Regions from separate parts of the Homo sapiens genome. Here region 2 is linked to region 1. A link is a loop called in an ENCODE intact Hi-C map of the cell type or tissue named here. Cell type or tissue: OCI-LY7. All regions are shown on one strand. Each heading gives the region's core, and the rest is flanking DNA. Links, peaks and the distances in the headings are about the cores only.

Region 1 (10,656 bases), core at 1,015-9,014:
TTTGATATGTAATTTGGCAGCATGTTCTCCAGAAATGTTGTGCCAATTTACACTGTCATCATAAGTACATTTCTCTATTTCTGCAACAACTCCAAATATAAAAAGGATTTTTGGATTGTTGTTCTATCCTTGAGAATCTGAAGAGGAAAAAATTTGTTGTTCTATTTACTAGCATTTTTCTAACCGTGAGATTAAGTATATTTGTATTCCTTCTTTGCTAATTGTGTTTATGTTCTTTGGTCATTTGGTGGCCATTGAATCTGATTTGGTAATCTGGCCCTATATTTATTGGGAATACTAATCACACACACACACACACACACACACACACACACATACCATATATACATACTATAACTGTGTGTATAAATATATGTGTGTGTACATATATATATAAACAGAGATGCTGGTTTTCAATTTATTCACTTTATTTTGGATAAGGTTTTAAATTTTATATATAATCCAATTGACATATATCTCTCATAGTTATTATTTTTGACATTCTTAAAAAGGTACTTTAGAACTAATGATTTTTCACCTGTTGTATTTATTGTTGTTTCATTATTTAGATATGTCTGTTCTGTTTTGTGTATTTGCTTGTTGTTTGCTGTCATTTTATTATTTCATTTAAATTGTTGATGCATTTAATTGTTGTTCATTTAAATTGTTGATTTATCTGGAATATGTTGTTGATAAAATTGAGGTCCAGGATTTTTTTCCCCAATGCTTAATCAATTTTTCCAAAACCATTTATTAAATAATTCAATTTTTGAACTTATTTTGTTTCTATTATTTTATACTACATTCTCTATAAATTTAATTATATTTATATAATCCACTTTTCCCATTGAGCTACTTATTACATATACTGCTTTAATAAACTATAGTTTTTAAATAAAAACTCCAACTATATTGGAAAGCAGCTCCACATGTCTTTTTTTGGGAGGGGAGATTTTCTGGCTAATACTGCAAGGTTATCCTTTTAATTAATTTTACCCATTTATATATTATACTGTCATCAAAGTTTATTTAAAATATACTTATCTGTAAAGACTGAATACAATGCAATTTGAGTTCCCATATTTTAAGCAACTAAAATTATTGCTGTCCTTTAAATTTGGTGATGTTATTGATTTCATTATTTAAACAATATAGACACAGAAGGGGAACAACACACACTGGGGCCTTTTTGGGGGGCAGAGGGAGGGAGAGCATCAGGAAAAATAGCTAATGCATGCTGGGTTTAATACTTAGATAATGGGTTGATAGATGCAGCAAATCACCATGGCACACGTTTACCTCTATAACAAAACTGCACATCCTGCACATATACCCCAGAACCTAAAATTAAATAAAAATAATATAAGCACATTAAAGAAAATCTAGAAAATAAATTTTAAAAAACTTCCATTTCAGCTTTAGTGAGCATTTACTATACCTTCCCATAGATAGGTAAGTGTTTTCTAAACTACTGGATTTTACTTTGCTCAAGCCAGACAACACGAAAGTGTATAAAGAAAACAGTTAGTAATCTTTCACCTTTATATTTCTCTTCTACCTCAGGGAATCAGTGCTATCAATTTGGCATTTATCCTTTGCCATTGTTTTTCTTGCTCATAGAAATATACAAAAAATATATTTGTACACATATGTAGAATTCTGCATTGTTTTTTCTTCATGAACATTCTCCAGCTCAAAACATATTCATCTAATTTATTTTAATAGAATAGTAATATTCATAATACTGATACACCATAAATTTTATAACCATTTACTTATTTCCCACTATAAGCAGGAATAAACATACAGTCATAGCTATAAATATAAATATGTACATAGTTATTACATATGTAGTACATATCATATATATGTGTTTGCATAGTGTATCTGTAGTATAGATCCCAATAAGTAGGATTAAAATGTTTGCATATTTTAATTTAAGATGTATCAGATTAATTACCAAAAATGTTGTAACAAGTCACACTTCCAGTCACACTGTAAAGGAGTTTCTGTTTCCACAATCCCTAAATAGCATTAGATTTTGTAAGACTTTCAAATCTTTGTCAATCTATTGGATTTTTTTAAATCTTATTTTTGAGTGCCATTTCTCTGAATACTAGTGATTTAAACTTCTTTTTATCAGTTACTTTAATTCAGAAAGCAAATTGCTCATTTTATTGTCTATTTTTCTCTAGGTTTATCTTATTAACATCTTAGGATCTTTTTGTATACTAGGCATGTTAACCCTTTGTCGGTTTTTGTAAACCAAATAGTTTCTCCCAAAATATTTTCTTTTGCCTAAATATTGTGACTTTTGTACAAATAAATGTTTAATTTTAATGTACTCAAATATGATTTTTATCGGTTTCTTGTCTTATGATCTCCTCATCAAGTAAACTTTAACATGTTTTTAAATTATTATTTTTAATTACAAATCAATGTAGTACTTCATAAAAATTTTGAAATGCCAAGTGTGGGAGGAAAGAAAGTTGGCATGCTACATAATCACCTTTAGTGCTGTAGAGCATTTTTTCCAGGATATTTTTTTCTCATACATATTTTTAAAACTAAGTTTAATCCCACTGAAAACATTAGTTTTGACTATAATGAATAGTATACTAGTTCTATATACTATACATCTTCAAAAGTTTTTTGTGTGTATGTATTTTCATGATGCCAGATTGACCTCCTAGGAAGTAAAAAATGTCTACTAGAACTTTTCAGTTCTTACCACCAGACTAGTTTTGCTTTTTTTGTATTTTTACTTTAAAAAGACATTTGACAAAGATAAAGACAAACCCCAGAGTGAATGCAGATATTTCACAGTGTGCATAACCATGAAGAACTTGAAGATTCTTATGTACTATTTTTATTGCCTCAGCAAGTTCTGTAAATTAGACTTTGAAATATCTTGTGCACCTGTGCACCTGTGCCATGTCTCATTGTTGCAGACATGAACCTAGTCCTAATGGCATTTCAATTTTTGAATCTTTCTAGACGAGATATATCTTCTCTTTGTGGAAAAAGTGTATTCGATAGCTATAATGTCTGTATTGAGATAGTATAATAAGAAAGCACATAGTGGACAGAGCTGTGGTTCCAACATAAGTAAAACATTATTTCCAAAATAAGATTAATTACAGGGTTTTCATATTCTTCATTTTTGTTCACCATGATTAATCTTTCTCTTACCAGGTATCTGGCTTGGAATTCTCGAAGGAATCGGTATATTGGCTGTGATCACCAATGCATTTGTAATTGCTATTACTTCTGATTACATCCCACGTTTTGTTTATGAATACAAATATGGCCCCTGTGCAAATCATGTAGAACCAAGTGAAAAGTAAGGTTTAAATTTAAACATTTTCCTGATATGTTTTACATTTGTAATTAAAATAGGATCTTACTGGGAAGTTTTGTTCTGTGACCATTAAGGGTGGTGTTTCTAAGCATTGCATTTATAATGTGTTTATTAGGTGAAATCAAGCAAGGTAAAAAGGACAACAGTGTTATTATAGCAAATAATCTTAGAGTCCGTCTACTGTTTTTACTTGGAAATGCATCACAAGTATCAAAATATTAAAAATATATTTAGAAGTTACATTCTGTAAATAGAAGTTATCTTAGAATAACTTCTTACCATCTAGATGGTAAGAAGAATGCAATCTTCTTACCGTATAGATGGGGAAATTGCAACCTATACTGGCTAATCAAACTGCTGAATGGAGCAGTGCTAGTTTGTGGGAAGAAGCAGAACTTGAAGGAACTGTCAGCTCTGTGACTGGAGATTTTCAAAAGGAATTTACAACTAGGGGTTTTAAGGACGCAAAAAATCCTGTCTCCCATGTATTTTCTTTTAAAATTTAAGTCCACTCTTTGCAACATAGTTTCTCAGCCTCTGCACTATTGACGTTTTAGATCAGGTAATTCTGTCTTTTCATGGAGGGCAGAGGGCTGTCTTGTACATTGCAGGATGTTTAGCAGCACCCTTGGTCACCACCCGGTAGATACCAATAGTAACCTCACTATTCCCCAAGTTGTGGCAACCATAATTATCTCTGGGCATTGCCAGATGTCCTCTGGGGGACAAAATGACCCAGTTTAGAACCACTGCTTTAGGTGATACAGGTTTTCTCAGCTCTTTCCTTACTTAAATAAGGTATTGGGGGAAAAATGTAAGAGGGCATTGGATTTGAGGAACGGAGAGGAGTTGGAGGCACATGAAACAGAGCTGTAGCTGGAGATCAGCCTTAGGTGTGGAAGAAGCGACAGGAGAAGCTGCTTCTCCTGCTTCCTTCAGGAGTAGCTTTGGGTGTGCAGCTGATCCGGATGCAGGGCATGTGCCACAACAGGATGAGCCCTGGAATAGGAGGAAATGCACTGTTAACTCTGCTGAGGAACTGACGTTTTCTCAGATCAATGAAATACCTTTCTGGATATAAATGTCTCAGTTGTTTCAGATAGGTGATAAAGGGATGGATATTTCCTTTATGTATTGCATATCGTGGGGTCTTGTCAAAGGATTTTAACTTGAAGCCGGACATTTTAGGTTCGAGTTGTAACTTTGCCTTTTTTTAAAATTTTATAATAAATTGTCTACTTTATTTTAGAGATAATTGAAAATACAGAAGAATAAAAGGCCATAAAAACCCTAGCAAAAACAAAACGAGACTATAATTCCATTCCAGAAATACATATTACTAATATTTTGAACCCATCTTTTCAGATGTATTCTATTCATGTACACATTTTAAAGGTATATAACAGTAGAATCTGACTTTTTTGATAATCTGTTCTTAATTATTTCTGCCCTTAACAATATAGAATGAGTAAATATTAAACTTCTGTAGTTTTAAACTTAGACATGCTTATCCTGTATTCTGCTTTTTAGTAAAAGGCATGTCATTAATCTGGACCTAGTTGGTTCATAATAAGAAATGTTCGGCCGGGCGCGGTGGCTCACGCCTGTAATCCCAGCACTTTGGGAGGCCTAGGTGGGCAGATCGCAAGGTCAGGAATTCCAGACCAGGCTGGCCAACATGGTGAAACCCCCTCACTACTAAAAATACAAAAATTAGCTGGGCGTGGTGGCGGGCGCCTGTAATCCCAGCTACTCGGGTGGCTGAGGTAGGAGAATCGTTTGAACCCGAGAGGCGGAGGTTGCAGTGAGCCAAGACCGCGCCATTGCACTCCAGCCTGGACGACAGGGCAAAATTTCGTCTCAAAAAAAAAATATATATTCATAGCCCTTATGATTAAGAAGTGGTGTCTGAAATAAGATCTTATGAACTCTAAAGCACAATTTAAGTGTAAGAGGGATTTCGTATTAGTAGTTTTAAAAACCCTGTTTTTTCTTAGTTCAAAATAATCTAGAAGCAGATGTTAAGGATTTAAAATATACAGGCTTGTTAGGGAGCCCTCTTCCATAGCATTATTTGCCAGTGTCTTCACTGCCACCTAGTGGCAGGTGAAAATGAGATTGACTGGGTATCTAGCACTCTGCGTTTATGTAGATAGCGCCTGCCTTTCGTGTAGATAGCGCCCGACATCTCCATATTCATCGGTTAGGAATATAGACTAATTTCAAGCAAAGATGTGGAGGGCTTATGTTACAGTGACACCACACATTCAGAGGAGCACCCTGTTTATTTTCCATGTATGCTTAGCAGCTAAATTGGCATAGATTCATTCAGATTGGAAATTTTCGGAGCAAGGTGGCGGAAGAAGATGACAGTGGGAGGGGAGGATATTGGCAAAAGAGTAGGTGAAATGATAAATTATTTGTTCTAGTATGGACAACGAATGGAGTGAAGCCAGCATAGCTCTGTAATTAAGAATTCAAGGTTTAGAATCAGATAGATGCGTGTTTGAATCTAGGTTCCGAGGGCAGTCCTTCTTAACATGTGGTCTGCAGATCTCCTTCAGGGGTCCATGAAGTCGATGCGATTTTTATACTGAAATTAAGATATCATTTGCCCTTTTCATATATTGACATTTTCCCTAGTGATCCAAAAATATTGGTGAATAAAGTTTCTGGTAGTTTTGCATAACTAAAGGCAGTGGCACCAAACAGTATTGCTAGTGATTGTATTCCTCACCATAATTTGGCCAACATAAAAAATTTCAGTAAGAAGTTCAGTGTGTCCTCAGTGAAGCAGCAATAATTATTGATTTAATAAAATCTCCACTATTGAATAGATGCCTTTTAAATATTCTATGTGACAAAATAGGAAGTGTGCATAAACCACTTTCTGCTGAATGCCAAAGCGTAATGGTCGTCTCAAAGAAAAAAAATACTCATGTGATCGTTGGAGTTACAAACTGAGCAAACTTTTTTCCAACATGAAATAATGATTGCCAGACAAACTATGATTATTCAGACTTGGATACTTAGCAGTCTTTTACAGAATGCTCACTACTAGCTTGTCATTTTAAAGAAAATAATTGCTATATTTATTGCCATTGAAAAAGTTCAAGCACTGAAGTGAAAGTTAAGAATTTTGGATAACTTTTGTTTACCACTTTGAGCCTAAAAGCTTCCCAATTTTTTTTCTGATAAAAATAAATGGTGATATTAACAATTGTGAGTTTTTTCATGATCTATAGTAAAAAATATGTCAATATTTGGAAGAGCTGCATGGTTCCAGGAACTAATTTTCCAAATAACCCATATTTGATGTTATAAAATCATGAATGAATAAAAGATGAATTTAAAATGCAAGTTAGACTTAGGGATTTTAATGTAACAGAATGAAAACGTCATTGATATGGTTTAAAATTCCGCATTGCAACTAAACCTTAGAAAGTATCACATGTAGAGCTTTGACGGAATGTCAATGAAAAATATCCACAATTGTTTCAAATACTATTAAAATAGTCAATACATGAGACCAGATTTTCTACTTATTCTTCAACCAAAACAACATATTGCAACAGATTTTATATAGAACCAGATATGAGAACCTAGCCGTCTTCTGTTAAAACAGGCATTAAAGGGATTTGCAAACATTTAAAGTAATGTCATTCTCACTATGTTTTTCTTTTGGAAAATATAGGTATTTTTCTTTAAGAAACGGGTCATTTATATTAATTTACCTTAATATAAATTATTTTTGTTTTTAAATGAAGTAATAGACGTTTTCTAAATTTCTCAGCTTTAATTTCAAATATCTTAAAATATCAATAGATACACCTCTGTGAAAAAAAGAAAAAAGCTTCTTCAGATCCTCAATAATTTTTCTAAATGCAAAGGGGTTCTGAGGGCAAACGTTTTTGGAATTATAGGCCTACAGGAAGTTACTTAGTCCCTTTAAACTTCAATTCTTTAGTCATTATGATGGAGATAAAATATATATGTTTTAAGGTTGTTGTAAAAATTAATTTTAACAATTCTTTGAACTCACCTGGATCTCTAAAGCATTGGTCATAATAACTCATTCTTGCCCCTCCCCTTTCCTTTGATGTCCTCTTTTCCATCCTTAACCATCTTACAAACCAGTTGCCCAATCACCGTAACCACTTCCTTGGATACGCAGGTCCTTTCCCCCATTCACTTTGTTACGGAATTGCAGAATCACATCGTTGGTTCTCCAGACTCTTTGTCTACTCTGCACTGCACTCATGCAGCTGCATGCAAATGAAGGAAAATGAACAACCACACTGACTAGTTTCACTTTAAATTTGTATCACATACTTTGTGTGGACCTGACAAACGTATTTTATTTTTCTAGTCCATTTGCCCGTCTACTTTTTTAGAGAAGTTTGTCATAGCTTCTCCTTGCTCCTCAAGCCTTCTGAACCTCCTTTTTTATTCTCACTCTGACCTGATCTTGCTTCCTACTTAAGAAAAATTGAATCAATTAGAAAAGATCTTCCACAGACGTCTATTATCACATCTTCCTACCTACAGTATGTGTCCCATGTAGCCTGCCTCCTCCAAGTTCCTAGAAATAGAACCATCTGTGCTCCCATACTGAAGGCAAAATTCCTCCACTTGTGCCCTGGATCTCTTCTTCTTTCCCTATCTGAAACCATCATTCTAGTAATTCACCCCTTTTTCTCATACATTATGTATTTTGCCTCTATTTACATTTTCACATTAACATTGAAACATGCTTTTATTGTTCTAGTCAATAGATAAAGTCCTCCCTTGTCCTGGCTGCCTTCCAGTTACATCTTTATGTCTTTGCTCCCATTTATAACAGAAACTACATCCAAAGAGTTTTCTGTTCCTATGTTCTCCAATTCCCCTTCTCTTCTTCCCTTTTAAACTCTCTTCGATAATGTGTATGCCCCATGGCTCCGTTGAGATGTCATGATGACTTTCACATTGTCAAACCCACTGGTCAACTCCAGTTCTCACATCATTTGGCTTCTCAGCAGCATTTGATAATTGAGCATTCCCTTCTTAATGTACTTTATTCACTTGACTTTCAGAAAGACACATAATTTCTGTTTTCCTGCTACCCCACCAGCCACACCTGCCAAGTCATGTCTGCTAGTTCTCCTCATCTCTCAGCTTTAGTTTTGGAGTTCCCCAAGGGCTCAATCTATGGACTTATTATCTTCTGTATTTCTATTTATTTCCTTGACCATCTAATTCAGTTTCATGGATCGATCTACGCTCATACCTGAATTCTAGCCTTGAATATTCCACTGTCTGCTTGGCATCTCCTCTTACCTGTCTAATAAACATCTAAAACTTGCCATGCCCAAATTTAAAGTCCGAATTTCATCCAATCCTGCTTAACCTTCAGTCTTGCCCATATCAATTAACAGCAATTTCATATTTATAGTGGCTCAGGCCATGATCCTTGGCAATCAGCCTTGAATACTTTTTTTTTCCACGCCCCACACAACCCACTGGAAAACATGTTGACCCTGCTTTCTAAACATCCCCTTTTCATACCACTTCCACTGCCACCACCTAGCTCAAGACACTATCATCTCTCACCTGGATCCTTGAATAATCTTACTTAAAACTTAAGTTCATTCATGTAATTCATGTGCTCAAAACTCAGTAGTGTCTTCTTATTTCACTCTAAGAGCCAAAATCCTCCTTAAATTCATACAAAGGGAGCTTCTTCTCTGAGCTCGTTTTCCGGCACTATTTCCCTCCCTCCCTTTGTTTCCACCACCACCGCCCTCTCACAGTCCCCAGTACGTGCCAAGGTCTCTGCTTTTTCTGCTTGAAACTGTCCATCCCCAGATACCCTCACGGCTGCCTCTTTCAACTCCTAATCTTTCCTCGTGTTATCTTCCTAAAAAAGTCTACCCTAAGGACTCTACGTGAAATTTTAAACCCCTAATTCCAATTTCCCTTAGCCTAATCTATTATGTTGTGAGGTGGTCAAAACTTTACATTACTTTCTTTAAGAACATCCAATTTCTCCAGCACCATTTCTTGAAAAGACAATTATTTCACCAAGGATTGCAGTGCCATTTGTGTCATAAATCAGGTGAATGTGTATTTGTGGATCAGTTTTTGAACTATCTCCTCTTCATTGGTCTATTGCCTTTCCTTGTATGAAGATCACAGTGTCTTAATTACTGTAACTTTACAGTAAGTCAATATTATGTGCTGTAATCTTCTGTACATTTTCTTCTTCAACATCGACGTTGCTAATATAGATTCTTTACATTTACATATAAACTTTAGATTCAATTTATCAGTTACCATTTTTTAAAAATTTGAGAGAATTGACATTTTAACAACCAATCTTGAAACATGCTGACTCCATTTATTTAAGCGTTCGTTGAATTCTCTGAGACATGTGGTTTGGTTGTTTGTTTTTAGATCCCAGTGTAGAGGTCCTATATGGCATTTTTAGATTTATGCCCAGATATTTGGTATTTGTAATGTCACTATAAATAGTATTTATTTAAATTTTATTTTCTTTTGTTTGCTGCTAGTATATAGAAATATTTTTCTATATTGACCTTGTATCTATCTAGTGACCTTGATAAATTCACTCATTAATTCAAATGGTTTTTAGATTATTTTATATTTCCTATGTATATAACTATACCATATGTGAATAAAGTCATATTTATATATTGTTTCTTTATGTTAATTCCAGTTATGTCTTTTTCTTCTACTTGTGTAGGCAATGTTGAATAGAAATAGTTACAAGGGAAACGTTTGTCTTCTCCCTGGCTTCAGGAGAAAGTGTTCAACATATGAAGCATTTCACTGTTAAATATGATATTAGCTATATGTATTTATGTAGATATTCTTCATCACATTAAGATCCTACCAGATTTTTGGTTTGTTGAATAGAGTTTATTATGTCTCCAGTTGAATTTTATAAAACATTTGTTTATTTATTAATATGATCATATGATTTTCTTTTTGTTCTGTTAATGTAGTGAGTTCCACTGAGCGATTTTATATGATAGAAAAAACCTTGTATTGCGAGAATTAGCTCCACTTGGTCATGAGATTCATTTGTGGTCTATAGAAAATTTAAACTTATCTTTCTGCCCCCACTGCCTCAAAAGTTTGAGAGGCTGTGTGTTAGTGGCAGGCCCCCTCCTTCTTGCAGGAGGATTTGTAGAAGGCCTTTTTCTCTTAAGTGCTGTGACACTCTAGAAGATTTCATTCTGCCTTTTGAAAATCAAATCACTCCCACCCCCAGCTTTCCAGGCTGCCCAAGA
Region 2 (10,656 bases), core at 1,720-9,719, 130 kb before region 1:
TATTCTCAAATATTGTGACAAGCCTCTACAGTATTCAACGTAAAATGTGAGGTATTGAGCCTCATCTTCTTAGTCATTTAAAACACGTAGGGCTCGAAAGATGCAACCATAGTCATTGCCCATAAATCAGAAATTAAGTGTTGGAAACTACTAAGGAATCCTCTTGACAATATTAGAATTAAACACCTAAATTAGCTTATATTCATGCTTGGCTAAGGGTTTAAAAATTCTCTATAGACTTGATATTTAGAATATATGCAAATAGTTCCTCAAGGATCTTGGCAAAAAAAGAATAAAATTTAAAAAAAGATAAATAAAGGAAATAATATTCTTTCCAATTCCTCAGCACCTAATAAACTAATTTTGAGAGTACAGCTAGGTAAGTTTGCATTTGTGCTAAACAACATTTCTTGAGTTCTGGAATTTTTCTATCTTCATGCTATAACCTTCTAAAAAGTCTTTTAAAATACTTGACTGGGACTTATTACAGATGATAATATACAATATTAATAATATGCTGATAATGGCAGGAATACTTGCTCTTTGCTCAAATTTATTCTCTGGTCTGTGCATATTCATGTTATACAAAACCATGCAGAATAAAAACAGTGAAGTAAATTTTAAACTCTCAAATAATTTTACAAGTAGCAGTCTTCAAATTTAGCATAGATATGGTTAATAATCACCTTTGTTTTTTCATAGTGGGAGTCAAACTTCGTAAAAATATTCTGAAATTCAATTTGAAAACATTTTCTGTGAGCCTTACAACTTTTCAGACTCCACTTTCTATCTTATGATTATAGTTGAAACATGTATAAAAATATTCACTGAAGTATAATTTATAATTGTGAAAAATAAAATATTTAATATGTTATTAGCGGATATAAGCAAATTAGAATACAACTTTGCAATGAAATATAGTTTATAAAATGAATGGGTACAAAGATTTCTTAGTGATTTTGGGGGAATATTAAATATAAAATTTTAAATAAAATATATAGCATATACAATTATTCATACAAGGTGATTTCATCATGTAAAATATATAGCAATGCAATTAGAAGGAAATATAATAAGAGATGAAAAAGGATTGCTTCTGATGAGTGGGATTGTGGTTCTCAGTTATTTTCTTTATACTCTTACAAAAGTATATATTTTCCACAAGTTCTAATTTGACTGCATTAATGTAAACACAGGATGCAAAAGAATGACACAAGAAAATGACCTGTTTTCTAATATCAGGACAAAATTGCTAAAGAAAAAATCTAATAAATTAATCCTAATTTCAGGATCCTTCATCCTGCCCCATCCTATGAATTCATCATTGTTTCTAAGCATCATAACTGAATTTATGTACAAACTAATTTCCTTGTAGATTAAAGAGGAGGAAGCCCTTAGCAACTATCATAAGCATGTCATTTCAGTACATATCAGTATAAAGTTCAGTTCAGGCTGAATGAATATGGTATAAAATATGCTCAAAGAGAGAGCATGTCTTCCACCTGCCTCCTCTAGACTTCATACAAAACAGATATTTGCCATGATTCCAGAAGATTGGTTCCATTTTTTTATTTCCGTTGTTGGCATTATTTTACTTAGATCTGGCACAGCCACCTATTATTAAGATGTGATTATACTTTCATTTAATAGAATAGTGAATTATAAATACAACCTCAGTGTCTTGATTGGTTTGGGATAGTAGAACAAATTACCACATACTGGATGTCTTAAGCAACAAACATTTACTTGTCACAGTTCTGGACGCTGGAAGTCTGAGATCAAAGTGGCAGCATGGTTGGGCTCTGGTGAGGGCCCTCTTTTGGGTTGTATCCTCACATGGTAGAAGGAGGGCTAGCTAGCTCTCTGCTCTCTCCTCCAATTCATGAGGATTCCACTCTTATGACCTAAATACTTCCCAAAGGCCCCACCTCCAAGAACCATTAAGTATTGGAATTTCAACATGTGAATTTTCGGGAAACACAACTGCTTTGTCTATTGCAATTGGTAACAAATGTTTGCCTTACCCCTAATATTTGACTTTCATAGTTTCAAAAATAGCTTTTCTTTCTTTAACACATGTTCATTCTGCAGTACTCTATCCAGGAAAAGTCTTATAGAGACAATGGGAACACAATTCTATGGTGTAATACTTATCATATTGCTCTTTCCACCATCTCAGTTGGATTTTACTAATTTAAAAAAAAATGGAAGTCAGAGCACGTTTGGCCTCTTCTCTTTTTCCTTATTTCTGCCTTTTCAAATAAACTTCAAGGAACTCTTAGTGATGGAATAATTGTTGTTCCCTTAACTTAGATTTAAAAAATCTTTATCACAATTAATTTCTTTGTTTCTCTTCCTAAGAAGTACATTAAAAACATTCTCTTGCTGGATTGTAAGTGACCTTCCTTTGTATGAATTAGAGCTTAGGTCTTTGGGCTGTGTGCCACAAGTGTTGCTCTGTCCCAAGGGAGATTTTGAAGAGGATGTTTTCTTGACTCAGATCATTTTTAAAAAAACTATATTCATTTTTTAATTACCTGGTAGGAATGCATGTAAAAGAAGAGTTCTACTATATCCAAGGAAAAAATGAAAAAGGGGGGGAAAACATGGAACATGTGCAGTTACTATCCCTTTTAATTGGTGTTTTGCCTGAAGTTTCTTCTTTATAATGTTTTTCAAAAAAATATGATTATTGCATTGTGATCGTGGAAAGTCTTAGAAAATACCGTGGAAATTCTCATGATTTACCAATAAAAATATTTTAAAATATGCAGCATTTTCCAAAGTGTGTCAAAGTATTAGTAGTTCAACAGGATCTTAAAAGAAGAATATACTGTGACCAAATTTGTTTCTGAACTTCTGAGTTAATAAATAAGAATATTTACTGAAAATATTTTTAGAGAAGTGGCTCTCAGTCTTTAGAGCACCTTAAAATGACCTGGGAAGTAATAAAAATGAAGATTTCTGGAACCTGCTCCCAGAGATTCTGGCATATTAGCTTTGGAATGGGATTGGGTATATAAATTTTTAGCAAGCATTCCAAATGTTTGTGATGTCCATGGTAAGGAAATCTTGTCTTGGATATTTTAATATTTTAATAGTCTTTATATATTTTATAAATTTCAAGAGGCAGTTATAAATTGTATAGCCTTTTCCTAATTTCCATGTAATACTGGTGTTCTTGAGAAAAGAGTTTGAGAACTGCTTGGAGTTCTTTTGGAAGATCTTCCCAGACCAGTTTAAATAATGGATGTAACATTAACTCCTTAGGAACTACTTGTCATTTATTTACAATGTACACTGGAAATTTGGGATAGCAGCCAACTCATAATAAAGGAATGCTATTCAAGCATAAACTAAGTGGCAAATTATTTTCGTGATGGCCAATCTAGTCTCCAATTGACAATTGTTAGCATATTCAAGAACAAATACTGCCTTAAAATTAAATTATATAAAATAATAACCTAAATAGGAAACATATGTATCTCTTTTTAGGATAATATTTTTTAAAAATTTATGCATTCAAAATTTTACTCATACAGAGCAGTTCCATATTTATTCAACTTTGAAACCTACCTGTCATATTTAACGAAGTTACAAGATTTGTTAGCTATAATCTTTCTGCAAGTTCTTTTCTTCCTCCTTCTGTCATAAACATGAATCTTGAGCATTTTATCTAAATTTTCTGCTTGGATGTATGTGTAAAATTTTAATTTGCCTACATTTTTCTAGCCACTACTTTCTTGACTTTTCTTTAAAGTAAATATGACCTACATGTTGGACTTGATGTTTCAAGTCTAACCAGGACAATTTCAAAGGTTTATAATAGTCTACATTTTCTAGTTTTTGTCATATCAGGAAGGACTCAGCCTGTGTCTTCTGCATTCCAGACATGTCAGATCATTTTAGCATTTTTCTTGCGATCCAAAGCTGATTCCTATTCATGCTTACCTCTCACACATAAGAGAGTTCAGCACATTTTAAGACAATTCAGTCATCCTGCGGCTTCTCAGATGGAGTACCCAGATAGGGCCAACCTCACATTTTTTGTCAAGCTCTTTCTCCCACAAATATTTTAAACAAAGCAAATTTGGGGCTATATTTGTAAAACATTAAGAGCGGCCGGGCGCGGTGGCTCACGCCTGTAATCCCAGCACTTTGGGAGGCCGAAGCGGGTGGATCAAGAGGTCAGGAGATGGAGACCATCCTGGCTAACACGGTGAAACTCCGTCTCTACTAAATATACAAAAAATTAGCCGGGGGTAGTGGCGGGCGCCTGTAGTCCCAGCTACTCGGGAGGCTGAGGCAAGAGAATGGCGTGAACCCGGGAGGCTGAGCTTGCAGTGAGCCGAGATCGCGCCACTGCACTCCAGCCTGGGCGACAGAGCGAGACTCCATCTCAAAACAAACAAACAGCAACAACAACAACAACAAAAAAAAAACATTAAGAGCAATCATTTTTATCATAATTGGGGTTAAACTTAGATCACTTTTTATGCAAAAATAATATGAAATATAAAATCTAAAGGGAGGCCAATCTATAAAATAGGAGCATGGGGGTCAGGATTTCACTCATTTAACTGTCCTCCTCACTTAGTCCCACAGGCATCTCCACATGTAGCCATTGACTGTGTTGGACTCTGGCTGGAAACAGTGGTTGAGACAATCATTTACTTATAATATGAAGTGATTGTTGTAATAGGTAGATAGATGACTGCAGCCTTGACACAAGGTATAAAATAGCAGAACCTTTCAAATGAAAAATTAAGGGAAAAATAAAGCACCGTACATGAACAGTAGGCAGTTACTAAATTACAGGATGGAAGATTATAGGTAGAAAAGGATTTGGCCCTGCACGTTCATTTATACAGAAGAATTAAGGAGAATTACAGGTTGTTGTTTGCTTCCTGGATCAAAGATATGCAGTATATTGAAAATATAAAAACAAAATTTCCCCCACCCAGAAAACCTCTCCACAAAGATAGAAAAGGAAGAAAACCATTTCGTTATTGAATAAATATTAAACTAGAATGTGATGCATATCATAGTCAATTCACTAAAATTTATAAAGACAGAGGGAAATCTCATTTTTTTTAATATAGCCAAACAAATACAACCTATTGTAAGCGTGTTCTCAAAATAAACAATAAGTAGCCCTATGTTAGTCCGTTTTCATACTGCCATAAAGAACTTCCATGAGACTCGGTAATTTATAAACGGAAATGGTTTAATTGACTCACAATTCTGCATGGCTGGAAAGGCCTTGGAAAGCTTAACAATCATGGTGGAAGGGGAAGCAAGCACCTTTTCCACAAGGTGGCAGTAGAGAAGAAATGAAGAAGGAACTTCCAAACACTTATAAAACCCTCAGATCTCGTGAGAACTCACTCACTATCATGAGAACAGCTTGGGGGAAACCGCTCCCATGATCCAATCACCTCCCTCCTCAACACCTGGGGATTACACTTCGAGATGAGATTTGGGTGGAAACACAAAGCCAAACCGTATCATCACTCATAGTTCATCATAGATTCACCTGGTAATTGGGCTGTTAATTAGCTTCATACGGAAGAGAAATAAAACCTCTCATATCTTTTTGACAGGAGGTAGTTCTGCAACTTGGCGCAAGGCATCCGCCAAAGTTAAGCTCCTACCTCTCACAGAAATGGACAGGGGACTGCTACCTCCCTTCATGTTTACATTTTAAAAAGACGGCTCCTAAATCCTGACAAAAGGCCCATCGCATTTTCTAAAGAATTCATATACATTTCAAAGAGAGGAGAAAGTACTTATAATGGCAAGTTTTCTTAAGTTAATGCTCTCAGAAGAGAAAGGGAGGAGAAGTCTCTTTCGTTTTCAACAGGGAGAATTAAGTCTATTATTTTTCATTTTTATTTGTTCTTACCATATAAGTGTTCTAAAAAGTATTTATATTCATTTTGTATGACTTTCTCCATTTTCTTTATTTCTCCAAAAGCATTTTCTCAAAGTTTTTTAATTGTTTAAGAGAAATATTCAGACTACCATCAATAAAGACAGAGAGTAGTGTTTAGTTCAAATGCCAACCAACCCTCTCCATATTATTTTATAATATTCCTAACCATATCCACTCCTGATAATTACAGTTGTAAACATTATCTCCTTTTAATGATGTCCCTGGATTTATTTGATGCTGGAAATTATTTTATACCAATTTCCATATTTGTAGCTTTTTTGAAAAAAATACTGTATTTAGTAAGTGTTTATGAAATGAAAAATACTCTCTGGCACTGAAAGAGTTAAATGCAACTGTGAATTAAACAAAGGCTCATTCATTTATTCATTGACCATCAGTGAAGAGGTATGTTACATCAGGGAAAATAGTGCAAGACAATATATGTACCGGTGGTTCTGAAGAAAAGATGAGTTTACAGTCCAGTAAGAATTGAGTGAAGTACGCACACAAGCTTTTGTGTATGTTTGAAAAAAATAGAGAAGTATTTAAAGTGTGAGTTTCGGATAGATATAACAAGTTTCAATGTTCCATATTTGAAGTTAGTGTTGGAATATGGCAGGGACAACTTTAAAATTATTTTCTGGCAATATGACTGCAGTGAAATATGGTATCTCCAAAAGTTTGCAGTGAAAGGGACTGCAATGAAATATGGTATCTCCAAAAGTTTTCAAGTTTTCTAAGCAGCTAATAACATACTTAGGGCTAAATATCAGTTGTCCTATTAACCCTGCTTTCTAGGTACCACAGCATAGAGGAGCTTACTGATCCTCTGAAATGAATTTTAGTGATGGGGATAAAGAGGTATTTCAGAAGAGCGAGAATATCAGATTCCTGAGCTCCAACATGAGCATGTAGAGAAAATTATTTAAGAGATGAATTAATTCTGTCACCTTAATTTTTAGTTTCTCTAAGAAATGCTATACCTCTACTTAAAACACTCAATATCTTCCCCTTGCTTTTCATCCAAAAACCTCAGCATTAGCTGTTAAGGCCCGTTATCATCTGTGCCTTGTTTACCATCCTCCACTCTTTTATCAGGATCCTCAACTTTTAGTGTATACTCCAGCTATTACCAAGTTGGTTGCAGTTATCTAAATCTTATAATACTTGGTTTTGTCCCAATGACGACCTCATATGCTGCTACTACCTTTGTCTAGAATGTCATGTGTAACCTCTTTACCCAAAAGACTACTCCCATTCATGCTTCAAGATTCAATACAGGTGACATATCCTCTGGGGCAACATCCCTGTGTCCTTTGTCCTCCACCTGTAAAAACTAATTGAGCTCCCTTTCCTGGGTATTTCCATTCTTGCATTTTCACATTTTATTTTAACTGATGACTTCTCACCTCAACTATCAAGGAAGCTTCTTGAGGGCACAAACTGACCCTACCTCTTTTTTCTCTAAAGTTTTAGTGGTTATAACACTCCTTAGCAAATCAGAAGTATTTATTACATACGTATTAAATGGATGTATAGATGGATGGACGGGAAAATGGAAGGAGGGATGGATGGATGGATGGCCTTATATAATATGTAAGAAAATAATTCAATTAGTATAAATTGAGTGGCAGAAGACAGACTTTCAATAAATAGAATTAAAAATAATTCTATTTTTTCAAAAGTGGTCTGTTGATTTATTAGAGTGTCTTTGTTATTAGTATCTTAGATTCTGAAATTAAAACAATGTAAGGTTGATATTCCTCATAGTATGCTGGGTTATTTCAAACATCTTAAGTTTCTTAAGCATACGGAACTTGGAGTATAGAAATGCTCAATATGATTGAATGTTGTCACTCACTCGTATCACTTTATTTTCCTGTGGCTTTCCTTAGCTGTTTTCTATTATTTTTTCAGGAAAAAATGCTATTACACTGACGGGAGGAGCAAATCAATGGGCAGGTTGGTGGGTGATGAATCATTTCTTTATAACAAATTTGTCGTTTTGAAAAAAATAAGAAGATATTTGATTCCCCATATCAGCAGTTGTAAATCATAGGAAGAAAAATTCTATTGATTTGTCGAAGATATTTCCAAAATAACTTATGCCAAATCGAATAACATTTAAAATCTGATAATCTTTTTGTTACAATTTATCATTGCCATTCTTGGAATCTTCCCATGTTATAATGTTATGGAAGGAGGACTTTAATCGCAAGTTCACATGTTATGATATTTTAATTTTAAAAATAGTTATAAGACCAGGATCAATGTTTAAATGATGACCCACAGTAACAGAACAATAAACCTGACAAAGACCTTCTGTATCATTCAGTCCAGTTCTCTCATTTGAAAGAAGTGGCAAAGATTAGTGTTCAGAGAGATGAGGTGCTTTACCAAGGCCATGTACCGTCTTTTGAATTGCAGACCCACTCTCATTCTAACCCCGGAAGGTACCGCTCTTATCCTAGTATTGAAAACGAACTTTTGAAGAGCTTTACCTCAAAACATTAGCTCTTTACCTATTGTGGTAAGAATAACTATGGAAAAGGAGTCAATCAAACCACTACCCTGAGACAGAAGAAACTCTTCCATCTGAATCTTTTTGTCACTATTTAACTGGAAGAAATCAGCTCCCATTTAATGAATGCTCAAAGAAAAAGCTTCTTACCCTTGGCCGTTTTCTGCACCTTGCCAAAGAACCAGTTAACAAAGATAAAGCATGTGAATGTGGTAGAGTATGCTCCATTAAATGATGTTGAAGGATGTATGTTACAAATCAGAATAACACAAAAGCTAGAACTGTATGGTGTGAATAACAGACCATCTTAGGAAATGATTCAATAAATCTAGTTTCTTTACCAAATAAAATTGAATGTAATTTCAAACTTTTAGAAATCAGAATGGGAAAATGTCCATCTGTTTTAAGCATTAATTTTAGGCGTGGCAGTATTGAGTGACAAGAAAAGTAAATTATGGAGAAAAAAACTTGAAATTAGAATGAATATTAAAGAAATTAGCACTGAAATAGCTTTTCCTCTTTAAATTAATGATGCTCTTCAACCGAGTCACATTTTTCTGTCAGGTTAACATATTTTAATTTGGAATGAGCTCTCATTTCCCATGTGGGTATTTGGTCCTGGTCTATGTAGCAAATTTCCAGTCATTTTTGCTAATAAAATTAGTCATTGGAATATTACAATTTGCAAGTTTACAACTGCAGGTTTTTCTTGTCTTTGCTCTGCATATGCCTGCTTATTGTTGGATGGCTGATAAAATCTCTTGATTTGCTTCAGTTTGCTACTATAGAATTAGTGAGACTTTGCTACTACATAATTAGTAGGTTTTCTGTTAAACAAGAATCTTTCCTTTGGAGACTTGGGAAAGTATATATTCTGTATATTAAAATTGGAACAAATGTCTGTTTATATATAAAGCTATCATGGCAAATGCGTATACTAAATCCTAACGAAACATTTTTAATAATGTAAAAAATGTTCTTTTCTCTGTTTTGGTCAAATGTAAAAGTAAACTAGAAAAATGAACACTATTATATGTCATTACTTGTTTTATCTTTTGTGTTTCTTATTTTCTGTGTAAGTTCATAAAATGAAAATTCAGTTATCATTTATTCCAAATGATTATTAAAATATCTTGAACCTTACTCTAGCCCACCCCTTTTCATTTTACTTATAATAAGTAAATCTCTTTATTCTATGTCTTTGTGGATTCATGTGGGAGAGGTAGGGAATAAATAGAAAAGAAGTCTATAAAATTATATAACATTAAACTGAAAAAAATTACAAAATTTGGAAACTCAATCTGTAGACAGTTTGAAAAGTGGAAAATTGAAATCAAACGTGGCCATTTAGTTTCACTTGTGCTTCTCTTTTCTTGAAGTGGGAAAGGTATTTTCCTCACATGCTTAGTTTTGACCGGTACATATTAGGGGATAAATAATGTACAGGCAGTTGTCCAGCTTTTGAGGATCATCCCTTCTCCAGCAGGTTGAAAGGATGTTGTTGGTTTTATTATCACTGCAATTTATTTTTTATTCAGAAAGCATTTTCACATTCAATTATTAAACCATCTTAAAAATGACTCTGCAAGGGAAGCAGAACAGAGAGTAGCCAGTTTTGCAGATAGGAAAACAAAAAAGACTCCCTTATCATCCCCACCCACACACCCCATGCCCTGCTTTCACAGCTGTTTTGGCAGAGTTTGTGCTTCAGTCAAGTTCCTTTGACCCTTTAATCCAGACTTATTTTCAATTTTCATAGAATTATCTTAGGTTTTCCTGGATTGTAGCAAATAAACCTAAAGCTCTATTTTTGCATTGTGCTGTGATATCTTGGATTTGCAAGACGTCCAACACAATAAAGGTTTAGTAGAGTGTAGATAATGTATTAGATTACACTGGTGGCATGGTGATGGTACTTTTAGTAGTATAAATCATATATCATTATAAACACGTATTGAGTACTTACTATGTTCTGTGCCCCGTGGTGTCAGACAATATTTATTTAATTCTCAAAATATTTCTTTTCAATTAAGAGAAGCAAAACTTAGTGAGGGCCCAAGAAATTAATAAGCTAGATCCTTGCATTGTGGTATTCAAATTTAGGCCAACCATATTTCACTATTAGACTCCATTTACCCCTTCCTTCACAGGAAGTGTATGTGAAAACCTAAAGTGATAATATTGTTTGTTTTCTGTTAAC

The links. Hi-C counts contacts between places; a loop is a spot of excess contacts. Peaks named below come from ENCODE experiments on the same cell type or tissue, not always from the same donor. Only the 100,000 strongest peaks of a DNase experiment are listed, where the experiment ranks them.
Region 2: it touches region 1 in a loop (2.9-fold over the local background); 8 of 110 quality-filtered maps call a loop at or near these places.

Annotation. Positions count from the first base shown.
Region 1 is chr11:26,644,514-26,655,169 of GRCh38, forward strand. ANO3 (anoctamin 3) reads left to right here. Exons shown (of 27, transcript NM_031418.4): 24 at 3,196-3,343. Among named protein-coding and RNA genes, the nearest start is that of SLC5A12, 72 kb to the right of the region's middle. In OCI-LY7, for the core only: CTCF peaks have their summits at 5,470 (motif pointing left) and 5,675; a DNase peak (open chromatin) is centred at 5,458.
Region 2 is chr11:26,517,783-26,528,438 of GRCh38, forward strand. ANO3 (anoctamin 3) reads left to right here. Exons shown (of 27, transcript NM_031418.4): 7 at 7,853-7,897. Among named protein-coding and RNA genes, the nearest start is that of MUC15, 49 kb to the right of the region's middle. RefSeq lists enhancers at 5,232-5,791, 5,792-6,351. In OCI-LY7, for the core only: CTCF peaks have their summits at 5,302 (motif pointing right) and 5,506; a DNase peak (open chromatin) is centred at 5,309.